Linked DNA regions of Homo sapiens: region 2 is linked to region 1. The links are chromatin contacts, found by Hi-C or POLR2A ChIA-PET in ENCODE. All regions are on one chromosome and are shown on one strand. The core of a region is the stretch at or near the end of the contact, and the rest is flanking DNA. Distances in the headings are between cores, read along the strand shown.

Region 1 (2,700 bases), core at 77-2,576:
TTGAAAAACTCAGGTAAGAGTTTAAATAAAATTGCTTCATAACATGTCAGAGTAGAAAAAAAGCATTATTTCAAAATCAATGTGTTATTTCACATGTGTGATTTAAGCTTTTATGTGTAACCAAATGAATAAATCCAATCCTATACACTGACATTTAACTCATATATATCCTAAACATTTATGTTTTCAAGTTGGCTAAAAGAATTCCTAAAACCGCAACTTTTTTTTTTGAGGAACTTTTCTCTTGCAACACGTGGGCTCACCATATGTTCAGGGTGCCCTGATGTTCAAGTTATATGGTATTAATATGGCCTGAAACTGAAGTGCAGAGGGCATCCATTGAAAAATGCTGGTCTACTGGATCAAGGTTCACCATAATATATGGTTATTTGGTGTTCAATAAACTTTTTTTTTTTTTTAAGACAGATTCTTACTTTGTCACCCAGGCTGGAGTGCAGTGGTGCCATCTTGACTCACTGCAACCTCCGCCTCCCGGGTTCAAATGATTCCTGTGCCTCAGCCTCGCGAGTAGCTGGAATTACAGGCGCGCACCACCACACCCGGCTAATTTTTGTATTTTTAGTAGAGACAGGGTTTCACTATGTTGGCCAGGCTGCTCTCGAACGCCTGATTTCAGGTGATCCACCGGCCTCAGCCTCCCAAAGTGCTGGGATTTTAGATGTGAGTCACCGCGCCCAGCCCAATAAACTTGTTAAGTGACAAATAAAATTGGCGAGTGAGTGTTGCTGTTGTGACTTTGCTGCTTTTTTCTTTCCTGTTCTTAACTGCTGCAGGGTTTCTTTCTGTCTTGGTGCCTATTCCTAAGACAGATGAGGAAGATAGGATCTCTGCTTCATGGAGCTTGTAGGTTCTGCTAAAGGGAATGACATGCAGATTCAATTCACAGGGAACGTGGTAAGAGCTGAGAGACTGTTACAATGGCCGCGAAAGCCAGCGAGCCAGGGGACATTTCCACTTAGCCAGAGGCCAACGTCACAAAGCAGGTGGCATTTTGGTCGAGCCTGCTTATAAGCCTAGTGTCTATAGATTTTATTAAATCATTAGAGTCATTCTTCAGGTAGAAACGGACCTTCCTTGACTTCATAAATTACAAGATGTCTGGAATTCTGAATTTTATCCCTCCAAGTCCCTCCACCGGAACTTTCCAGCACTTCGATTTTCTTCTACAGCGTGAGGGAAGGGTCAGGTTTAGACATTGTCTTGGCAAACAGATCAGCCCTCTCCATTTAGGAAGGAGGAGGGAAGCTGCTCCCGCGGCCACATTTCCTGGAAGGCTGCAGGTGAGGGCTCGGGCGGTGGCGGGCCGTGGTCCGGCGCAGTTTCCCCGCGGCCCGCTGGGTCGCACTGTGGCCTTAGGAATGTGGGCCGGGGCGGGGCGGCTTGGGAGCGCGCTGCAGCCAACGCCGCGTTCAGCCCCGGGCGCAACTGCAGCCGTGCCGGGGGCCTCCGGGGCCCCGACCGACCGACAGCTCTTTCAGACCGCAGCGAAGTTTGCACACACGACAGCACGTCCCGGGGCTAGGATCTTGCCCGCCTGCGGGGCTGACCTGCACCACCCTTGGGGAAGCGCGAACTGCCGCCCCGCTGCCGGGAGTTAGGCGCCCGGGCCTGGGTCGCCCCCACAGACGGCTCGGACGGCACGAACGAGCGGACCCCAAGGATAGTGGGCTGGGGAGGGGTCCAGTCGTGGTCACGGAAACGGGTGGTCCTCGCGCCGGGCTGCACTCATTCTGACTAGCAATATGCTGGTGGAAAGTGCTACTCCAATGCCTTTATCGTTGCGTTGCTATCATTTTCTTTATATCTACATAAATTTTTTTATTTTATTAAAAAAATATTTTTTTGGCCTTGCTTCCTCCTCCAGCGTTTGACTTTCCATTGTTGCTCAGTGCTTGGGTGGGATGTGGACTCTCTTTCCTTGTGACAGCAGAGCTCAGAGTACCATGAATCTCCCTCCCCTCTACCTTGCTTTAAATGGCTATTTCTTTCTTTTTTTTTTTTAGTTAACTAAAAATGGAAAAAATAGTAAGTGCACATGGTAGAAAATTCAAACAGTACAGAAGCCTCTTCCCCTTTCAGAGCAGGCAGCCACTGCTAATATTTTCTTTTGATTCCTTCCAGAACACAAGTATATGGCTATCTCCTTTCAAATGCGTCCCCATCCCCAAACTGGGTCATCTGCCCTGCCGCCTCAGCTCCCCCTTTATCATGTATCTTGGAGATGACCTCACATCAGCATGTGTGGGTGTACGGCATTCTTTTAGATGGCTGCCTGGTGTTCTGTATGTTATACCAGCACCCCGTAATTATTCTATCGGCCACGATGGAAGGATATGGCGGTTGTTTCCAGTCTTTTGCTATGACAAACAATTCTGCAGTGAACATCTGTGTGTATATCTTTGAGTACGTGTGCAACCATGTCTATAGAATACATTCCTAGAAGTGGAATTGTCTCCTTGAAAAATATTTGCATTTAAAATTTTATAGATTTTGCCAATTGACCACCAAAGGTGGTACCTATTGATACGCTCATCAGTGACTGCTCCCCATTTCCCTCGTTGTTCACACTAGGTTTATCGCACTTTTAAAATATTTGCCAAGGTGAGCAAATAGGCTTTAAAAGTAGAATTTCATTCTAGTTTTCATCTTTTAAATTGTGAGTACAATTTATTCTTTTCC
Region 2 (2,700 bases), core at 128-2,627, 310 kb after region 1:
TGTGAAAAACAGTGAACTAGATCTATGTGTATATACAGGACAAGACCTCTGAAATGGATGAGAAAAAGCCACATACAGAACAATGGCAATTAAGTTCCCATTTAGTTGAAATTATACATATATTTTAATATTTAATTTTAGATAATTTTAACTGACGTGTCTGGAAGAACATACAAGGCTACTTGGGTGTTCGGGTGGGAATGGAGACAAAATATTTACTTTAACCCCCACATGTTGCACATGTACTCATAAGTGTGTACGTTTTTAAACAAATATTGTATAATGAGGCTCTGCATTGTATACATTTATATCTATTAACAGTTATTTTCTTCAGCAATGGGGGAAAACGTCACGTGTATTTTTTTTCCTGTGTTTTTAAGCTGTGCTGGGCAGCTAAGGATGCTCTCTAGTATGTGAATTAGACTCACATTCAAGGTAACAGAGGCTGAGCTTGTTTTTCACTCCTTTTGTCTTCAGATCCCGGCCTGTGATTAATATTCAGAAAACCATCACAGTAACTCCTAACAGAATTGACCTCCGCCAGAAAACAGCGTGTGGGGCGCCTAGTGGGATATGGTGAGCATCCCTCTGTCTTGGTGGGATCCCCCTCAGTTTCCCACCTCCACTTCATGATGACTCTATTGTCCTGAGGAGCCACAGGGAAGATGACAGGAGTGCTGGGCAAAGGGAAGAGGGTCTGTCAAGTGTTTTTATAACATGTTGATCATCAATGGGCATTGGGGGGATTGGAGAGCTAGGGAACATGTTGGGTTTTTTCCACTGCAATAATGGATCTTTTAAGAAATATGTGTTTGATTTTATTCAGCCTCCAGGTTAAATCCTGTTTTGAATATACTGCTAACCCCGCTGGTTATAATCCTTCAATATGTAAGTACCTAGTACCTTTAAAATATGTCTACTTTCTGTCTGCCAGGTTGAAAGTTCTGCATAAATCACAGAAAAATAAAACTGCAGTGGCCAACATGGGTCTGTCAATTCTGGTGTAAAGAATTAAGTGTATGTTTTGTCTCCCTTTTAATCAGGAGGGCACAGCACCGTGAGGGAGGAAAAAAACTCCACTTGGTCGCCATTTGAGTTTTCCAGAGCAGATGGTTTAGGACAGAATGGCTTGGAAAAGTACTTATTTGCTACCACAACCATTTCCTCCATTTCTGTCTTTGAAAAGCAGTGTGGAAAATTGATTTTGTGGTTGTGAGGTGGTGGGTGGTGGCTGGTGGTTGTGAGGTGGTGGGTGGTGGCTGGTGGTTGTGAAAGGGCAACGGCAGGAGCCAGAGCACAGCACAGAGTCACTGCCAGGCTGCCTTCTCTTCCCCACGCCCCTCCCTCCCGGAACACCCGCCCTGTGTTCCCAAGAGCAGGCCCCTAGGGAATTTGCAAGCCGGCCCTGAGAGGTCAGAGACCTGGTCTCTGCTCCTGGTTTCAGCTTTGATACTGACTGACCCACAGGGCAAGTCCCTTAACATATGAGTTTGCTTTCCTGTCCGTTCAGAACAATGCCTAGTAGTCATTAGTGCATACAGTTGTGCTGGAGATCAACTGAGAAGACATGAAAAGCACTTTGTCATTTATTAGATACTGTTCTGCTTCCTTTTTTTGTAATTCAAAGTAAGATTTTTTTAAATTTTTGTGGATACATAGTAGGTGTATATATTTATGGGGCAACACAGGATTTTTGACAAGAATTTTGACACCGTTAATGATACTCTTAACAATAGTGGCCGTCGTAAGCTCTCCTCTGGCATGTTTTAATAGCAGCCACACTTCTTCAGCTGTGAGTCACCTGACCCCTGGCTCCAGAGTCAAGGCCAGGGGCATAGGAATTCCAAGAAAATCTTTTCTGCAAAGAGGAAGTGAAAAGAATGAGGAAATTCTCAACCCGGGTCCGGCCATGGTCCTGGCAGTTTGGGATTCTAGTGTACTGTATCTGCCACCAAGGGACACTTTGTGAAGAACAAGGTCATTCTGTCCTTTCATATGGTTGTCAGCCTTTACGATACTATGAGGTAATGAGTCCTCTGAAGTGTTCTCCCTGTTATCTAAAGTAGTAGTTTTCTTTATTTAAAAAGATGTCCCTTATAATATTCCAGAATATAACCTAATTCAAATAACCTAAAGTTGTTGCTTGAAACAGGAAAAAATAGCCACATAAGGACTAGGGTTTGCAATGGTGAATCCTCTCACACGTCACAGCTCTGTTCTTAGCTGTACTCTAATTCTTCTTTAACTTTATATGAAGTTTTATATAACACTAATGAATGTATCCACTAAGACAACAGAATGAAGATACTGACCTGTGATAAAGTTCAGTGAATTATGAAAAGGGACAGTTTAAATAAATGTACTGTCTTTAATTTTTTTTAAGTCCCCCTTCACCTGATTCTCAGTGTCATAAGCTCAGTTAGCCTTCATCTTTCCAGATTTCGAGCTGTCTGCAGGTGGTTTCTCCGTCTCCCCTTCTGTGGGGTCGTCTCCTGCTGTGTGGTCTCTCCATGGGACCTGCAGACCTTGCACGAAGCATTCTTAGAGTGGATGGATTATGACTTCGTGCACAGGGGGAGCTGTGGCCTTTTGCTTTGCTTTTTGATGCAGCCGGCATTTTGTCGAGTGTAGAAAGCAATTCTTTGTGTGGCTTTTAATGACAAGAAAATGTATACTGTGACTCTTCAGGATCTATCATCC

Evidence for each region. Hi-C counts contacts between places; a loop is a spot of excess contacts on that map. ChIA-PET counts read pairs that join two places held with the same protein, here RNA polymerase II (POLR2A). Pooled maps may share reads with other maps.
Region 2: a loop to region 1 is called in a map of HepG2, with 7 times the contacts of the local background. The contact joins two enhancer-like sites. A Hi-C loop is called at or near these places in 14 of 168 maps with a recorded cell type or tissue (CD4-positive, alpha-beta T cell, CD4-positive, alpha-beta memory T cell, CD8-positive, alpha-beta T cell and 8 more) and 17 of 50 pooled maps. POLR2A ChIA-PET finds 5 or more read pairs at or near these places in 4 of 52 experiments (AG04449, T-cell, naive thymus-derived CD4-positive, alpha-beta T cell and 1 more).

The regions. Positions count from the first base shown.
Region 1 is chr2:172,171,270-172,173,969 of GRCh38, forward strand. No RefSeq gene overlaps it. Among named protein-coding and RNA genes, the nearest start is that of DLX2-DT, 70 kb to the left of the region's middle. Within about 2 kb of position 1,327, at least 4 of the 41 ENCODE cell types and tissues checked have a DNase peak (open chromatin) inside an H3K27ac peak, as active enhancers do.
Region 2 is chr2:172,479,164-172,481,863 of GRCh38, forward strand. ITGA6 (integrin subunit alpha 6) reads left to right here. Exons shown (of 26, transcript NM_000210.4): 10 at 478-576; 11 at 827-888. The region is part of intron 3 of PDK1-AS1 (PDK1 and ITGA6 antisense RNA 1); the gene reads right to left. Among named protein-coding and RNA genes, the nearest start is that of ITGA6-AS1, 14 kb to the left of the region's middle. Within about 2 kb of position 1,378, at least 7 of the 41 ENCODE cell types and tissues checked have a DNase peak (open chromatin) inside an H3K27ac peak, as active enhancers do.